2 separate regions of the Homo sapiens genome follow, and region 1 is linked to region 2. Evidence: read pairs that join two places in POLR2A ChIA-PET (ENCODE). Cell type or tissue: A673. All regions are shown on one strand. Each heading gives the region's core, and the rest is flanking DNA. Links, peaks and the distances in the headings are about the cores only.

Region 1 (8,902 bases), core at 336-8,335, 290 kb before region 2:
AGAAAGCTCTGAGCTAGAGAGTACTGATTAGACATGTGGTTCTCAACAGAATAATAAAACTTTTTACAACCATTCTTCCATTTCTTCAGCTGTAGGGGGGAAAAAGGCCTGATAATACCTGCCTTCCCAAACCCTGCAGGGCTGCTGGAAGGATCCAGTGAGGTAATAGCCAGCTTCAGCTAAGAGGCCCTTAGGAAAAAAATTTATTATTTCCTTCCTTCATAATGGAGGGTATTTCCAGTTCAAATAATTGGTCATGCAAACAAGACCGTGTGTTTCTTCTAGAAAAAGAAGAAGGAGATGAAGAGGAGGAGGGGTAAGAAGAAAAACAACAACAATTTAAAAGGAGAGAAACTGTGTTCAGGTGGCTGCCATGAAAGGACATAGAGGGTGTGGCAGGAAGGGAAGTGTGGAAAGGAAGAACAGCTGGTGCTTGCCCTGCACCAGACACTGTGCAGTGTGTGAGATGCTTCAGACATTTCACATCGTCCTCACAGAAAGTAATGCAAGTGCTGTTAGTGCCATTTTATAGATGAGAAAACTGAGGTGCAGACAGAATAAACAACTTGGCCAAGGTCAGGCAGAGACACTTCGTGCCCAGGTTGGTCTGTCCTTGGGGTGTGAATATTCCTTCCACAGCCTTGCCAGCGGCTCCTACTCCTAAACGTGGGTGTCCCCTGGCCCTACTTCTCTTTCTCCCTTTCTGTGATCTCCCTGTAAGATCTGCAAGATCTCTTTCATCCCTTGAGTTATTTCCTCTGACTTCCAGCCCACTGGACATTTCCCAGTTAAGAGCCCATTGTCTTCACAAACGCCATCTCCAAAAGGAGCTCCTCCCCTGGCCACTGGCGCACCCCCCCCTCCACCTAAGGGCTGCAGGGCTGCCATCTTCTCCCTGCCATCCATGCTCAAAATCAACATCACCTCTGGTGATTTCTCCCCTTTGCTGTATACACAATCAATTATCTCCATTCTTTCTTCAAAATCTCTTATTTCTCGCTGTTCATTTTCACCTTTTCTCTTAACACCCCAGCACTGTGACCTTACGTCAGCCTGGTTCCTTGCAGAAGCCTCCAACGGGTCTCCATCAATGCTTCGAGTTTATTCTGCGCACTGCTGCCAGACTTCTGGTCCTTAAAAACACCCCCTTCATCATACCATTCACCTGCCCTCCCACCTCTGCAGGCTCGCCCACTGCCTTCACCAGATCAAGTCCACACTCAGCCCTGCACTCAAGGCCACCTGCACCTGGCCCCCCTACGGCTTCCCACCCTCATCCCCCACTCCTCCTCTCTCCAGTTCCTCAGTTTAGCAAAGGGATTACTCCAACATCATGCTCCTTTCTCCCCTCCTGACACATGCCGTCCATCCTCCCCCAGCTGCCTGTCCCCCTCCTGCCTTGCCTCTGGCCCACCTCTCAGTCAGGGCCTCCAGAGCCCTCTTCCCAAGGCCTGAAGGACTCATTATCTGTGCTGTTGATCAAGCAAGTAATTATGCACAGCCTTGTAACGCTCTTCTGTTTAGCCTGGAACAGGCATTGAAACTGACTAGTGCTATTTAATCTCTATATCTCGTGTCTGCCTCTATGTCTATATCTACATATCTCATCACCTAAATCCTATAAACCACTTGAAGGTGACGACTGTCTAAAAGGTCTTGGTTTCTCCCTACAGTGCCTAATAGGTAGATGATAGGTGCTGGATATATGTGTTGAGCTCGTTTTTCTTCTCACATAACTTAGCCTCAAACAAATAACCAGGGCTGGTCAGAACAGTAAGCATCACCCTTAGAAGTCTGCTCTTGGCCACCGCAAATCTGCCACCGGCCAGTTTCATTGTAACCCCTCAGCTCAGGGTCCCCCACGGGGATCGCTGGTCTCCAGAGTGATCGCTGACCGAGGCGAGGCGCTGGAGGCCGCCCCAGCTCGGCTCTGCCTGCTGATTTGGCGACCGGATTTCCATGCCCCTCCCTGGTCCCGAGCTAAAAGGAAACATCCCGGGGATGGGGGATGGGGTGGGGGGTTCCTGAACCCTGAACCCTGACCCCTGCTTGGTGAAACCACCCCACCCCAGCTCAGGGGTCGTCAAAAGCACCCTGGGGAACCTCTGCCCTTGGGAGAGAAAGAAGACACTGCACCTTTAAGTCTGCAGCTGGTTGAGAAAAACAAGCTGTGATTTATATAAGCGGGAAAATCATGTGATTTGCAGGAACGCTCCCTCCTCCCCCGACCCCCCGCGTCGCCTCCAAGCCCTTCCCAGAGGGGCCCGGGCGGCGGGCTGGGCCCGGCTGCCCATGAGGGGCGCGGGTGGGGGGCGCGCCGAGCCTCGGTTCACAAAGCCTCTTCCCCGGGCGTGCATTCCCGCAGCTCTTCCTTGCGGACCTCAGACGCGGGGACAGGCGGCGGCGGGCTCTGGGGCGCGGCAGTTTGGTCCCCACGCTGCCTCGCGGCGGGCTGCCGTTCAGGGGGTCCTCGGTGGGGCCCCGCGGTCCTGTGCCTCCGAGGGCGCAGGAGGCCCACTCCCCCGACTGGGTCGGCTGCTACCCTCAGGCCAGGGTGTGCGGTGGAGAAACTGAGGCTCTCCTCCAGCTGCTCTGGGAGAAAGGAAAGCCGGGGACCCCACACACTGGCGTCTGTGTCCCAGAACACCCAGCAGGGGGGAGAGCAATTTAAGAAATAATCTGGTTGGCAAAGGGCGTCATGAAAATCAGCCATTTCTAGAGCTGAGGGGCGGTGGTGTTTAGCCCAGAGGACCTAGCTAGCTTTCAGGGAAAAAACGGATGTGGCCTTTCAGGCAGAGCCCAGAAAAAAAGACCTGTGATTAGGAGACCCTAAGAACCAGCAAAGAACTTCTAAATATTGGAGGGGAGGTGGTGTAGCTGCAAAGAGCCCACACCCACGCTGAGTTAGCTCTGACAGCTTCTAAAGGAAAGGGAGATGCTTAGATTATCCTGAGAAACTGGAGGATCTCCTGAGTGACCTGAAAAGGTCATCTCACTCATCCGCCTGTGGCTGGAGTAAAATATACGGAGCCCATCCCAGGACTCCCAGTGGGAGAGGATGAACAATCACTTCTGAAACTAAGCTCAGGAGAAGTTGAGGAGCTTTCTCAAGGGAGAAGAGCTGCCAGGAGAAGCAAGGGTCTCTCTCAGTGCCACTTCCTTTCCATAAACCATAATGATGGGCTCTGAAATTGTCCAAGGAAGGAAACCCATGGCTTCTCAGAGCAACCAGTACCAGGGGTTCAAGTTCGTCAGAGAGCATGTTGAAGTTCTATTTTATTTTCCTCCATTGGTCACCTGCTGGGGATGAGGCATAGGCCTAGTGTTGTCACCTGGAGGAAAGACATGATGCAATTAACAAAGCTGCTAATGCCTCCTCTCACCCTGACCTCTGCTCTTAGCCTCTGTACCAGCCCACCCTCTGCATCCTGCACAGCCAGCTGGGCCCTGAGAGGTCCTCCTGGCCCTCCTCCCACCCGTCCTTTGCCTGTCAGATGGAGGGTCTTTATGCTGAGATCACTGGAGAAACAGAGCTTCAGTGCACTCTGTCACACCAGCAATGAGAAAACCTTTCTAAAGGGGAAAGCTCACAGTAGGCAGATTCCTGATTATTCCATAAATCCTGGAGAAGAAAAATATAGGTTAACATAAGGATTCAAGAGGATGACACTCTGTGTGTTCAGGCATAAGCTAAATTCACTCATTCCGTTATTTAGTGATTTTGTTATTTAGGGTGTGCCTGGCACTGAGCTAGGCGCCGGGGCTACCACATGAATAAGACAGAGATGGCCCCTCCCTGAACCCTGCCGCATGCCCTTCCACTCTGCCTCCCAGGACAGGAGGCTATGATACACTTTCCTCTCCTGCACCAGCATATGTCTGTCTCCTTCCCAGCCCACCCCTAGCAGGTGTTGTCCCCAGCCCCAGCTGCTTATGTCTCGTGTGTTCTGCCAAGAGCTGCTTCTGTCAGAAGGCACTAACTCTCTGGTGATTGGGTGGTGGATAGAAGAGGTAACCTAAAGGCCTGTCCAGAAAATGAGATCAAAGTTGGCAGCCTCCTGGGCCCCTCCCAAAAAAGGATATAGCCACCACCATTTATAATTAATTCAGGCCCCACTTCACTCTGTCCCACCTGCTTTCTGTCTCTCTCTCTCTCTTTTTTTTTTTAAGATCTTTTTCTGATATGCCTGGTTGCCCCAATGCAAGTCTCCTCTTTCTGAAGCTTCCTGTGCCACCAGGGGCCTGTCCACCTCAGAGACCTCTCAGGTGCAGCTCAGCTGCATCCACAGGGGGTCCTGAGTCCCTAGGCCCTGCACAGATGTCTACCCAGGTTCTCTTGGTCTCTTCCATAGCTATGAGGCCTCCTCATTGAGGGTGCCCAAACACCACCCTTAATCACAAGTTTGCCAGCCTCCACCTTCTAACCCTCCTAGACCACATCAGCCCCTGCCTTATTCCAGTATTTTCCTGATTTCGCCTATTTCCAGCTTCCCTCAGCCATTCACAAGCACAGCCTGATGCTGTGCATAGGAAGACCTGGCAGTAAGCCTATGGTGAACAAATATTTTTAATGAACAAACAGAAATTATGGCCCCAAACTGAAAACACCCTGGAAGCCACAAACTCTGTTACCTTCAAAAGAAGCCAGATCTGGACCGCTGAGGTTTTTAAAAAATGCAATGAGCGAATTAGTGAAATCAGTTCATCACGGACACTGTGTCTTTCAGGAAATGAAGCCTCCGAAGAAAAAAGGGATCCTAGCCCCTGCCAAATTCCATTCTGTTTCAAATTAGCCTTCCAGTAAAATGAGGGGGCTGTCCTAACTGGTCTTTAAGGTCCTCCTAGTACCAGAGCTCTGAGGCTCTGTATTTCCCCTGAACAACCTCTTGGAACTCTCCACATTCTCATAACAGAAGAAAATGCATTTGTGCTCTGGGCTGAAGCTCAGAAGTGGGCTTTCACGACAGTCATTTCAGGCCTGTTTCCCTTTTTCTCCCTTCCCTGAAAGGGCCTCTGGTCTTTCCCAAGCTGCCTGAGTAGAAGGAAACACACAGCTCCCCCAGAGCAGAGAGGCCCGCGAGAGGGAAAGCTGGCCCAGGCCCAGGGCAGGCTCGCCTCTGACTCTGCAGGGACATTATTCCCTCCCAGCCAGCAGGGAACTTCTGGAACTTCTAAACAGCACATCCTCGAGCCAGCCCAGGCCCCCACAGCATCCTGCACCCCAGGTTTACAAGCTTTTTAATGGTAAGTAACACATTTGGCAAACCTCCTCAAGTGTGAGCCAAGCCAGGCCTTTTTCCCCAAGTCCCAAGTAACAAAGGGATGCTGGGCTGGGCCAAAAACAGGATCTATCTAGCCAGATGAGCCTAGAGCCTTGGTTCTCGGGGCCAAGGCTGGACAGGACCAGAGGGAAATGTCCTCGGCCAGCCTCACTCTGGTCTCCGTCACCATGCAGGCTGGTCCAGAGATTTCAGGATGCATCACTGATTCCAGGCAGGGCTCCATCCCCGGCCCACACTCAGCCCAGGACCTGGCCAGAGAATCACCAAGCATTCCCGGCAACACGATGCACGGCCCATTTTCCATGCCAGGCTCTTCCAGGGTCTCTGGGTGGGAGCAGCCCGGCCTTCTCACTGGGTTCCTGCTATGTCTGGGGGGTACAAAAAGCTTATGTTGGCCAGGCGCAGTGGCTCATGCCTGTAATGCCAGCACTTTGGGAAGCCAAGGCAGGCAGATCAATTGAGGACAGGAGTTCAAGACCAGCATGGCCAACATGGTGAAATCCTGTCTCTACTGAAAATACAAAAATTAGCCAGGCATGGTGGCACATCCTATAGTCCCAGCTACTCAGGAGGCTGAAGCAGGAGAATCACTTGAACCTGGGAGGCAGAGGTTGCAGTGAGCCAAGATTGCGCCCCTGCACTCCAGCCTGGGCGACAGAGCGAAAACCTGTCTTAAAAATAAATGAATAAATAAATAAAGGTATATGTCTCCATCAGAGATAGTCAACTGCCATATATCTCTGCTTTCAGATGATTTTAAAGAGAAGGTGTTTTGAAAGCTCGAGACATGTTCTGGGCTTGGCTTTGGCTCTACCTCCATCTCTGTTTTGAGAAACACAGTCCTCTTCTCTGTGTATCTGGAAATCTTGGAGGCACTGAGCTGTGTTGCAGGGACTTCCTCATTACCCAGGCTGTGCCTTGTCCAAGTGTTGCCAAAGGTCTCCAAGAAGAGAAATCCATCCACTCCTTCCTTCAGGCTGTCTAACTGGCGTGCCTGCCCTGTCATATCCAAGCAGTGACCCCAGCCCCATTCCCCTAAGAGTAGGGACTCCATCATTGTGTCCCCGCAAGCTTGCAGTTCTCTCAAATCTTGTCACAACCCCCCACCTTCTGGGTGCCAAGATGCTCAGACGGTTTGTGATTCCTCTGATGACCTCTGGCTGGGATTCCCTGCTTCCCACCTCTCACCCTCTATCTGCACCTCAACTCCCACAGCTGCTCTCCTCTCCCACCCGCTCTTTATCACCCTTTGCTTAGCCCCGTCCCTGCATTGCCCCAGCCACGCCCAACTCACACGGCAGCAGACTTTTACTCAAGGTTAGGGGTCATAGAGAGGAAATGACAGTAAGCAAATGAGAATCTACGAATAGACATTACCCTGAAAGTTCACCAACCATCTCCCACCTCAGAAAACTTCTCACTGTTCCCTAAGTCCCAACTTAAACCATCTTCTCTCCAGCCTTCCCCTTCTCTTCTAGACCCTTCTACCCAAATTCCAAGTTCCTGGGGATTCATCTTGCAAAACAATTTGTCTTGCCTTCCGCATGCCCAGAAAGTCTCATTGTTCTCACCAGAGCGCTTCCCTATCAGGGTTCATCATAGCATAATCCTCAAAACAGAGGCATCTACCTCCAGGATAGATGCCAGCCCGCCCCTGGAATGATAAAGCACAGCATTTTGTTTTCTATGTAACACTTTCTTCCTATCCACCCGCCACCACCGCCCCCTTACATCTGGTACCCCTGACAGTCAAGAAATCCACCCCAAAATGTTCCTGTTTTCTTTTTCCTTTTTGCTCTTTCTTTCCTTTTTCTTTTCTTTACTCCTCTATAGGCATGGCACATCACTGATCAGCATTCCTGCTGCAGTCGAAATGGTGATCTAATTAAAAATAAGTCAGCATGAATCAGATACAAAAGCACAAAATATTGTATGCTTCCCCTTACATAAGGTACCTAGAGTAGCCAAATTCCCAGAGACAGAAAGTAGAATAGTGGTTACCAGGAGCTGGGGAGAGGGGAGAAAGGGGAGTTATTGTTTAGTGGGTGTGGAGTTTCAGTTTGGGAAGATAAAAAAGATGGAAAATGATCATGGTTGCACAATAGTGTGAATGTACTTCATGTCACTAAACTGTACACTTAAAAATGGTTAAAATGGTACATTTTATTTTATTATTTTTATTTATTTATTTATTTACTGAGACGGAGTCTCGCTCTGTCACCCAGGCTGGGGTGTAGTGGGGCCATCTCGGCTCCCTGCAACTTCTGCTTCCTGGGTTCAGGTGATTCTCCTGCCTCAGTCTCCCAAGTAGCTGGGACTACAGGCACCCACCACCACGCCCGGCTAATTTTTGTATTTTTAGTAGAGATGAGGTTTCACCATGTTGGCAGGCTGGTCTCGAACTCCTGACCTCAGGTGATGCGCCCACCTTGGCCTCCCAAAGTGCTGGGATTACAGGCGTGAGCCACCATGTCCAGCCAAAATGGTACATTTTCCATTATGTATACCTTACCACAATACAAACAATAATGTCAATAACATTCATTCTGACCTCAAGAGAGACCTGCCGTTAATTCCACAAATAAGGGCTTTTCCCTCAGCAACTTTGGATCATATCACTTCTGTGAACTCCTGTGCAGAGAGGCTGTGCCCAGGAGATCAGCCTCACCTGCCTCAGGCTTGGTGGTCAATCTTTCTGCTGACCCCACCCATGTGGCTGTAGACTTTATGCTCCCTTCCAAACTGATGGAAAACAGAAGAAGCACACAGCAGCTGCCACTGGAATAGGAGCCTTCAGACGTTGGTTTTAAGCCTAGTTCAGCTGTTAACTAGCTATGCGGCCTTGAACAAGTTATTTAATCTCTCTTTCAATATCCTTATAAAGAAAATGGAGAGGATAATAGCCGGTCCCCAGTGAAATAATGGATGCGAACAAACACACTTTGAGAAGTGTGTGCAAGCTGGTTTCATCATCTCTTAAACATCTCAGATATAAGAAGGAAGTTGCTACCTGGAAATAAGGAGGTAGACGGCAAATAGCTAAGTAAATACAACCTAAAAATACCACTTTGATCTTGGGCCAATGTCCCTGAATCATCATCCTCCTCAAAGATGGAATGAAGCAAGGTCCTTCACAGTCTGGTCTCTACTAAGAAAACCCCATTTTACTGAGACACTGATTTTCCCCATGATTCGCTTTTATTCAGAGCCAATATCCAGCTTTGTCCACAGGGTGCCCGCTGCGTTGCTTCACTGAGGTGAGGAGTGGGTTCTGAGCAGGAGCATCGTCGGGGAGGAGTGGGAACAGGACAGAGGGAAGGGCTGATTCCCAGGAGCACGTGTTCCCAACAAGGCCCTCTCATAACGTTCACAGCACTCGGGCATGTTGACTGTCAAAAGACAAATGAAAAGGTGACAGCATGAGTAGGGTAGATACAAGACTACAGTCTCATAAAAGACGGTGGCCTGATAGTGGCTTCAGATGGTGGCATTGGCTGCCCCTCAGTCTGGCTGCCAGCTGGTCCCGCTGCCCTGGCTCTGGTCCCTTGGGAAGTAAGAGGCAGCACTTCTTGTCAGGAAGTCTCTCTTTCCCTCAGGCCTTAGGAAGAAGTTCAGGTCCC
Region 2 (8,902 bases), core at 263-8,262:
ATGACCCCCACAACCTGCTCTCAGATGATCATTGGTCAGTGCCTCTGATTTTTCTTTCCACAAACAGGGATATGGAGGCTGGTGCAGAATGGGAAGCGAATACATTTTTTAAAAAGTGGCTCGAGGTGGTGGTGGTGTCAAGTGTATGGTTCAAATAGAGTTAAAAACTCTCAAAGAAGAAAAAAAAAAAGCTCTGCTCTGCTTCCCACATCAAGCAGTCTCCGCCCAATCCAACTCACTTCCCTGGGGCCACATCAAGCCAGGTTTTTCCACCAGCCAAAAGACTTCCTCAGCCAAGACAGGCAGGAATCTCCCAAACTGGCAACAACCTCTATTCATCCACCCCTTTTTCACTCCCCCCTCTAGACTGGAGGGCTAGTCACTTTCTTCACTTTCCCAGGACCCTGCTGTACTCTTCCTTCCCTCCAGGAAGAGGACAGCTTTCCCAGGAAGCCTGGGGGAATACTAGATTCCTTTTCTTTTAGCTGGTGGGCTGAGAGGCCTACTCACCTTTACAAAGATGGAGTGTTAGCAAGCCCAGAACTCTGGGAAGAGGAAGGGTCCCATCACCCTACTCTTCCCTGGCCCTCACTACCGCTGACCTCCCACAAGGTTAAAGACTAAGTTTTCCATTCCCGTGCACACCCTTCACAGCCTTTTTAAAAAAGTTCACAGCCATCTGTCTAGAAACCCACATCCTTAGTTAGGGGCCCAACACCTTGAACACCAGAATTCTTCAGCTGGTCTCTGCACCCTTAAACACAGGCTCCCTGAGAGAAGTGAAATTTAAAAAAAAAAAAAAAAAGGCATTTCTGTACAGAAATTTGGATTGAATAATTTATTCCCTGTATTATTATAGTAACAGGAGCAAATACATAAATTTTTATTAATAAAACAAAAAAGATGAAAAACAGAAGCAACAAATGAAGACATCCATACTGCCCATAACACATCAGCCATATGATCAGAAAACCCATTTCTAAAGAGCAATGGTTGCTGGTGTCACAGAGTTTTATTGCATTCATCGGGGGAAAGGGAGATGGTTGGAATGAAAAAGATCCATCAGTCTTCTGACAGGAAGATGTTATATGGGGGCTCCAACCCCTAACTGGGTACTCCTCTTGCTACCACCTTTGGAGCAGAAGATGAAGGGGAGAGGGAGCTTCTCCCTATGGCCTCATGGCTTCTTGTGAGACAGATCAGTCCAGCCAGATACAGAGCAAAGCAGCTTTGCATCACCACAGGCCAGTTGCTGATGCCCAGCTTTATGTCTAAAAAAAAAAAAAGTGGAAGCCTCAAGGGGGATGGAGGATAGCAAGAAGAATGGGTGCCTTGGCCCCAGAGGCATTGTAGGGAGAGGAAGACAATGTATCTCATCAGGGTTCTCAACATTATGAGATTATCACACATCAACTATCTTTGGAGGGGCTGAGTGATTGAGTTATGGCTCTGACTCCTCTCTGGGGGTGGAGAGTGAAGATGACAAAGAAGGCCATCTGTCCCCTAGGAGACACAGTTGCAGTATAAGACAGGACAGAAGAGAACAGAAAAACAAATCCAACTGGAAAAAGGGGTGGGAGAAGGAAGTGTGCTAGGTACACACATCCAGGGAGTAGGGGAAGTTCCCACACTTGAGGCCTCCATCCTCTTGAAATGACCAGAATTGATCCAAGTAGAGATATTCCTTTCTTCTGGAAATAAACCTTGGGGATGGCTAGGCAGGATGAAAGGAAACTTTACATGGAGAATGAATCCTACACCCTGGCCCATCATTCCAGCCTCCAAAACTGGCCACACACCCACTGAAGGGTTCCAGTCCCAGGAGAGGTGTGAGGTTCTGGTGAAGAGCAGCAATAGTCAAACATCTTCCCCCAGGCTTGAATGCTTTTGGCCATCTCTGGGTTGCTGTGCCCAGATGTAGAGATGGGTGGAGATGGAATTGAGGTAAGGGAAGAGATTACTCAATCTATGACAGAGACCCAATCCAATTCTCTGCATAATCATGAGTCCTCTTAGGTCCCACCTCTGTGAGGTGCCAGGCTGCTGACCCACTCTCTACCCCACCTGTGTAGGAATGGCCATATTCCATCGTGTGTGTGCATGCCTGCACCCACATCTGTAGTATCTTGAGTGTCATCCATCCTAGGGCCCACCAGGAGGGAAGCATGCCATAGTGAGTTTTATAAAGTTATCAGCAAAATTCAGACACTTTTAGTTCATCCCACACAGCAAAGTGCATCCAGAGTAGTTGCTTGAGCCAGGTCCATCTGTCCAGTCAGGTCCTGAAGAAGGCAAACAACCCCCTTCCCCTAGCTCCTATATCATAGAAACAACAGGAGATATTACAAAGATCAAGGCACTTGGGAGAGAGTCAACAATAACATTCTAATACTACAAGCAGACTTCTCATGGGGAGGAAGAGAGGGAAGAAAAATGGGCAAAGAGGAAAAAGGACAATGTATTTCTGAGGGTCAGAAAGAGCCTACTCGACAGGATGGAGTTATCTGGATGGAAGGAGCCTGCAGCCTGAATTTAGCAAAGGAAGAAGAGAACTGGTGGCTAGAATATCCCCACAATTCCCCCAAGTGTCTCAGAACCCCACCACCTTGAACATCAGAGAGAACCAGGCAGTCTCTTAGGCAAAGATGTTGGTAATAAAATCCAGGAATCGCTTAGCATACTGCTCCGGATGGACAGTAGAGATCTCTGCCCCAGCCTGTGAGAGGAGATACGGAACAATATGTCAGGCCACCCTAGCACCCGTCCCCATCACCCCCACCCAATCTACCCCAGACCACCTCCATTCTTTTGCCACCCCATTGCTCTGGCACAAGAGACTCTATTCCCAAAGAATAGTCAAGACAGGAAAGGAAAGGCTTTTGCGAACTCTCACCCCATGCTTGACAGTTTTGGCTGCATGAGCTGCTTTCTTCTTAGCATCATACTGTGTAAGGATATCAATGAGGCCCATGAAGTAGACCTCCTTCTGGGGGGCTCCTGGGAGAGAGACCAACAATTCAGAGTAGGTTTAGTTCCAATTCCCTTTCTCCAGGAAGCAGTCAGTTTTGTTCTGAAAAGCTAATCAGGCTCTCCCCCAGCACTCTGGTCTCTGTCCTCCAGGAAAAATCCCCTCTCCACCCTTAAATTGTCCCGGTTCTCTCACCTTCAGCACTCCGGATGGCATAGACATCAATGAAGGACTCAAACTCTCCTGGGCCCAGGGGCCGATGGGAATGGATGTAGCCTCCGATACCCTCTGGGGAGGTGCCATAGGAGCCCACCAGAGCAGGAGGTCCAGTCAGGCTGCAGTCCCCATCCACCTCTGACTCATCCTCCCGCACGGGCGCTTCCTCCTCTGGTTCAGAGCCCCGAATGATGTCGTGGATGCCTAGCAGAAGGCTGTAGTCCATGATCTTCAGCTGCACTAGAAACTGAGACCCACTGACAAATCAGACACCTCTCTCTCACTCTTCACTGCTAGGTATCACCCCTGTACCTGTACCTTTGAATTTCTGGGGCCCTTCTGGGGAAAGGAAGTATAAAAATTGAGGTTGCAGGGCATACCACTGCCTTTAGTGCCTATATGTCCTAGTATCTAAGATCATCCTTTTAGCTTATTCCAGCCACCCCTTCCACGGGTCAGCTCCAGGGGTTTTTCATGTCTCATACTAAACCCCCATATAGGCAGAGGACCTGAAGAATAAAGGGAAGGGGAGGAGCTCCCTCATACCGTGAATGAAAGAGACAACTACCCTCTAGGGAGCAAAAAAAGGAAAGCCATTTCCCAGAGCACCCAATCATCACCTCCACATCTCTCTTCAGCTTCTCCAGAAATATTTTCTTCTCCTCTTCACCAATATATACTTTCTGGTTCTTGTTGAGAAAGTCCATATCCTTAAGGGTGGGCAATTCTTTAACCTAAGAATATGTAAAGGGACATCTTGGGAACATATCCCTTCCCCAAGGTCTCAGAACCCCACCTTCTGTCTAGGGCTCTATGCTAGCTCAGTTAGATCTCATCTAACTCCACACTGTGATGCTTCCCTGGTCTGTTCTCACCTCCAGTGACTTCCACAGACTCAGTCACTACAGCTGTATCCCAAATCACATCCCACTACTCTCTGCTTATGGTTTTTAGCCAAGACCCTCCAGGCTGACTTTTCTTTCTCCTCTTTTTTTTTTTTTTTTTTTTTGAGATAGGATCTCGATCACTCTGTTGCCCAGGCTGGAATGTAAGTGGTGTGATCTCAGCTCACTGTAGCCGCGACCTCCTGGACTCAAGTGATTCTCCCACCTCAGCCTCCCAAGTAGCTGGGACTACAGGCGCGTGCCACCACGCCCGGCTAATTTTTGTGTTTTTGGTAGAGATTACGTTGCTCAGGCTGGTCTGGAACTCCTGGGCTCAAGCAGTCCTGCCTTGGCCTTCTAAAGTGCTGGGATTACATGCATAAGCCACCATGCCCGGCCTGTGTCTTCTTAAGCAAAAGTAGCTGCTTGAATAAAATAACCCAGAATGGGAAGTGGAAGTTAAACACTTTGCTCTTCAAGTCTGGCAACCTCACCCATCCCCAAGCCTTCCATATGGAATAACCCATGCCAGTGTTAAAGCAGCTGCTCCCACTGCCCCTTCCAAACAATCCCCGGATCAACAGAAGTTTACCCCCTTCTTTTAAGTGGTTTAAGATAATAAATAGCTAGTAATCCCTATTCCTATATAGAGTGGCCTCTCCATCCTAAGAAGTTCCCCTCATCTGCCCTCCCTCATCCCTCATCCCTCACCCTAGCACATAAAATTACTATCACCTTTTCCTTATCGCTGGCTTCCCGGGACACTAGGGAACCCTGCAGAAAGACCCAAACACCAAGTCAGTAGAAGTGGCTAAAAGAACAGTCAGAACCCAGCCCCTAAGATGAGTACTCAAACCCAGCCTTCTTTCCCTTAAAAGGAATCATCCAAAGACCTCCCAGGGTCTTCCCCATTCTCAGGCTATCAGGAGCCTCCCTCTAAGTCCGAGCTACCCTCTTCTTACCTTGAGGTCATACTTCCTGTGCACAGGAAGACGGTGGCTAAACATATTGCGCATCACAAGCATGTAGCTGTCTTCGTTGTCCACACTGACTCGGTACATCCCCAGGAACTGGGGCAGAAGCGTGTTGCCATGGCACTTCACAATGTACTACAGTGAAAGAGGGGGAAGGAATGGGGAGAGGCTGAGTAGCAGATACACAAACAGCCCAGGGAAGTTCAAACACTGCCATTCCAGGGTAGAGCAGAGGACTTCAAGTAGAGAGATTACAAAGTCAAAAGTGGTGGAAGCTTCCCCAAAACACTCCAGGTTATCCATGCCGTTTCTGAATCCCCCTTTCCTCTGATTCCTTCCATTTGTACATCTCTTAATTTTTAAGTGTCATCTCTCAATTCACCTTTATCATTCTTTGAGATGAGGAAGGTTAAGTGTTATTATCCTTATTTTAGACCCTTTCTATATGCAAGTGGCACAGAACCAGGATTACAACTTATATCTTATCAATGAAATCATTTTATCTAGAGCAGTGTTTCTTCATAGGCTAGATTCCCATAATTTAAAATGTCTGCATTGGGTTGGGCTGTGCTGTGTCATTCTGTCACTGTAATATAAATACAGATTTTTATACCTAAAAAAAAAAAAAAGTCTGCATGATGGCCTACAATTTGGATTTTTTTTTTTTTTTTTTTTGGAGATGGAGTCTCACTCTGTTGCCCAGGCTGAAGTGCAGTGGCACAATCTAGGCTCACTGTAACCCCCGCCTCCTCCCAGGTTCAAGCAATTCTCCTGCCTCAGCCTCCCGAGTAGCTGGGAGTACAGGCGCACACCACCACGCTCAGCTAATTTTTTGTATTTTAGTAGAAGCGGGGTTTCACTGTGTTACCCAGGCTGGTCTCGAACTCCTGAACTCAGGCAATCTGCCCACCTCGGCCTCCCAAAGTGCTAGGATTACAAGCGTGAGCCACTGCACCCGGCCTACAATTTGGATTCTTTTTTAAAAATTCTCCTGTTAAGCCAGGCTCACACCTGTAATCCCAGCTACTTGGGAGGTTGAGGCAGGAGGATCGCTTGAGCCCAGGAGTTTGAGACCAGCCCGGGGAACACAGTGAGATCCTGTCTCTAAAAAACAAAAATTACTCCTTCAGTGCTTACCATCTCTCTTTCTGTGTTGCTGCCTCTTTCTCTTCACAGCCAACCTTCTCAGGAAAGTAATCAGCAAGAAATCCATTTCCTGTCTCTCATTCACACGTTGAATCACTGAAATCAGGTTTATACCTCATTTCTCCTCTGAAATCTCCCCCATATCCCTCAGTTGTCAAATCTAGTAAGTATTCTAGTCATTGTCATATTTCAGCTTTGTGGCACTTGATCCTATTGACCAGTCTCTCCTTAAAAGTCTCCTCATCCTCAGCTCTTATTATACCACCCTCCTGATTCCCCTCCTCTCTGTCGTCGAATCCCGTATGGAATGTAGCATGGCATAAATAATTAAAAGTGTCCATCTACTCTTAGTTTCCTTTATGGGCTCATTTCTTCACTTGTTCCTTTAGGTTCTGTCCTCAACCTTCTTTTCATTTCACTGCACACAACCTCCCTACAATAATCGTATCTATAGCCATGGTTTTAATGATCACTTACTCACATATAATTCTCAAACCTATACTCCCAGTCTAATCCTCTTTCCTGAATTCTGTACACATACCCCAACCACTTACTGGACATCCTCATCTGGATGAATTGCAGAAACCTCAAATTCAGTATGTCCAAATCAGAACTTTCTTCCTCCAAAAACCTGTTCCTCTGTTTCTAATTTCTGGTGAATAGGCACCCAGTTATCCCTAACCAGGAACTTGGAGGCCCCTGTGTCTTAACTCTCAGTTCTCCCATAGGTCTTCCTTTCTATCCCCACCACCATCGCTCCCCCAGGCCTTCATTGTTTCTACCCTGGACTATTAAAATTACCTCCTAACTGGTATCCACCCTTCCAGTGTTCCCTCCCACCAATCCATTCTCTAAAACGCTGTCACATTTTCTAAATATTTCTAAATAACAAATATATCACGCCCCTTGCAAAACCACCTTCAGGATAAAGTCCAAACTTCTTTGTGGGGCTTATAAGCCTCTTTACAATCTGGCTCCTGCCTATTTCCACAGTACTACATCCCATCCAAATGGAATTTCTTGCTGTTTTCTAACACCAAGTTCTCTCATGGCTCTGTGCCTTACAAGTGCTGTTTTCCTTTGCCTAGAATGCTCTTCCACCCTGTCCAATGGTTAACCTCTACTAGTCCTTCAAGGATCAACTCTTACAGTATCTCCTCTAAAAAACTCTCTTTAGCCTCCCAGGTGCATTTCCTTCCCCAGGTGAGTTCGGATGCTCTTCACTAGCTTCAGAATATTCTGTACAGACTTCTACTATTGTATATATCTTGCGGTGTGCTAATACTGGGTCACTGGTCACTGCCATCAGACCAAGGGATCTGTAAGGGCCACAGATGTTTCATTTACCTCCTACTCTACTGCCTAACATAGGGCCTAATAAGAGGTATTCAATATTTGTTGCATAAACCAAAGACTCCTTTTGGACTCTGATGTATTCCTTGCTCACTGATTTTGGTGAAATTTTTCTTCAGTAGAGATGTTCAAGAAGAGTGTTTTTACTGCCAAAACATTCCATAAACTCCACATTCCAAGTAAATCTTTTTTTTTTTAATCTTTTTTTTTTTTTTTAGGCGGAGTTTTGCTCTTGTTGCCCAGGCTGAAGTGCAAATGCACGATCTCGGCTCACTACAACCTCCGCTTCCCGGGTTCAAGTGATTCTCCTGCGTTAGCCTCCTGAGCAGCTGGGATTACAGGCATGAGCCATCATGCCCAGCTAATTTTGTACTTTTAGTAGAGACGGGGTTTCTCCATGTTGGTCAGACTGGTCTCGAACTCCCGACCTCAGGTGATCCTCCCGCCTCAGCCTCCCAAAGTGCTGGGACTACAGGTGTGAGCCACTGCCCCCAGCCTGTAAATCTTATCAGACAGAATAGCTTCCCTCATCCCATTTAGGGCTGGATATGATTATGGATTCTCTCTTCCAATGAGTTTTCTCCCCAGTTGGCATCTATTACTGACAATAGCTGAGCTATATGTGAGTAGGGAGGAGAGGGAAAGAATGGGGCTAGAGAGAGGCCTGACCTGGTGATAGTTGGAGAGGTTGCTATGCATGTCAGCAATGTCCTCACTGGATACTTCTTTGATGACCAGAGTCCGATCGTAGGAGATAAGGAAGCGACCATCACTGCCTTCACTTTCGCTGGGGGGGTTTCGGGTAAGGGACACCTGGGGACACAGAATAGGCCAGAGCTCTTTTCCTCCCTCTTTATATGCAGAAACAAGTCATAGGAAAATGGTCAGCTGAAAGTGGATGAATCCCTGGGGTAGGAGATTCAGCACAGTTCCTCATCAGGTGTCCATATGTGGACTGAAGGAAACTGAATGCAAAATTCTTTTTTTTTTTTTTTTTTGACAAGGAGTCTCGCTCTGTCACCCAGGCTGGAGTGTAGTGGTACGATCTCAGCTCATTGCAACCTTCGCCTCCCAAGTTCAGGTGATTCTCCTGCCTCAGCCTCCCAAGTAGCGGGGACTAGACGTGCGCCACCACACCTGGCTAATTTTCATATCTTTAGTAGAGACAGGGTTTTGCCATGTTGGCCAGGATGGTCTCGAACTCCTGACCTCAGGTGATCTGCCCGCCTCGGCCTCCCAAAGTGTTGGGATTACAGGCGTGAGCCACAGCGCCTGGCCAAAATTCTTAATGTATCTACATCTTTTCCCCCAAGGACAAGGTTTATAATTTTCATTAAATTTTTGAAAATGCTGCAATCACA

Evidence for each region. Peaks named below come from ENCODE experiments on the same cell type or tissue, not always from the same donor. Only the 100,000 strongest peaks of a DNase experiment are listed, where the experiment ranks them.
Region 1: POLR2A ChIA-PET joins it to region 2 with 10 read pairs; 2 of 35 experiments call an interaction of 5 or more read pairs at or near these places.

Annotation. Positions count from the first base shown.
Region 1 is chr12:57,890,082-57,898,983 of GRCh38, reverse strand. LOC283387 (a long non-coding RNA gene) reads left to right here and starts at 2,502. Exons shown (of 4, transcript NR_148947.1): 1 at 2,502-5,244. It overlaps LOC101927608 (a long non-coding RNA gene), which reads right to left and starts at 4,745. Exons shown (of 2, transcript NR_187681.1): 1 at 4,633-4,745; 2 at 2,152-3,332. LOC124902948 (a long non-coding RNA gene) reads right to left here. Exons shown (of 2, transcript XR_007063336.1): 2 at 8,462-8,671. RefSeq lists enhancers at 503-552, 5,361-5,861. In A673, for the core only: a CTCF peak has its summit at 1,882; DNase peaks (open chromatin) are centred at 2,203, 2,663 and 5,073; H3K4me3 peaks cover 1,609 bases; H3K27ac peaks cover 5,476 bases.
Region 2 is chr12:57,595,340-57,604,241 of GRCh38, reverse strand. PIP4K2C (phosphatidylinositol-5-phosphate 4-kinase type 2 gamma) reads right to left here. Exons shown (of 10, transcript NM_024779.5): 4 at 8,211-8,354; 5 at 5,031-5,177; 6 at 4,804-4,842; 7 at 3,805-3,918; 8 at 3,164-3,431; 9 at 2,894-2,997; 10 at 824-2,716. The coding sequence ends at 2,636. Among named protein-coding and RNA genes, the nearest start is that of DTX3, 5.0 kb to the left of the region's middle. RefSeq lists an enhancer at 1-48. In A673, for the core only: no CTCF peak of the experiment used is centred there; no DNase peak of the experiment used is centred there.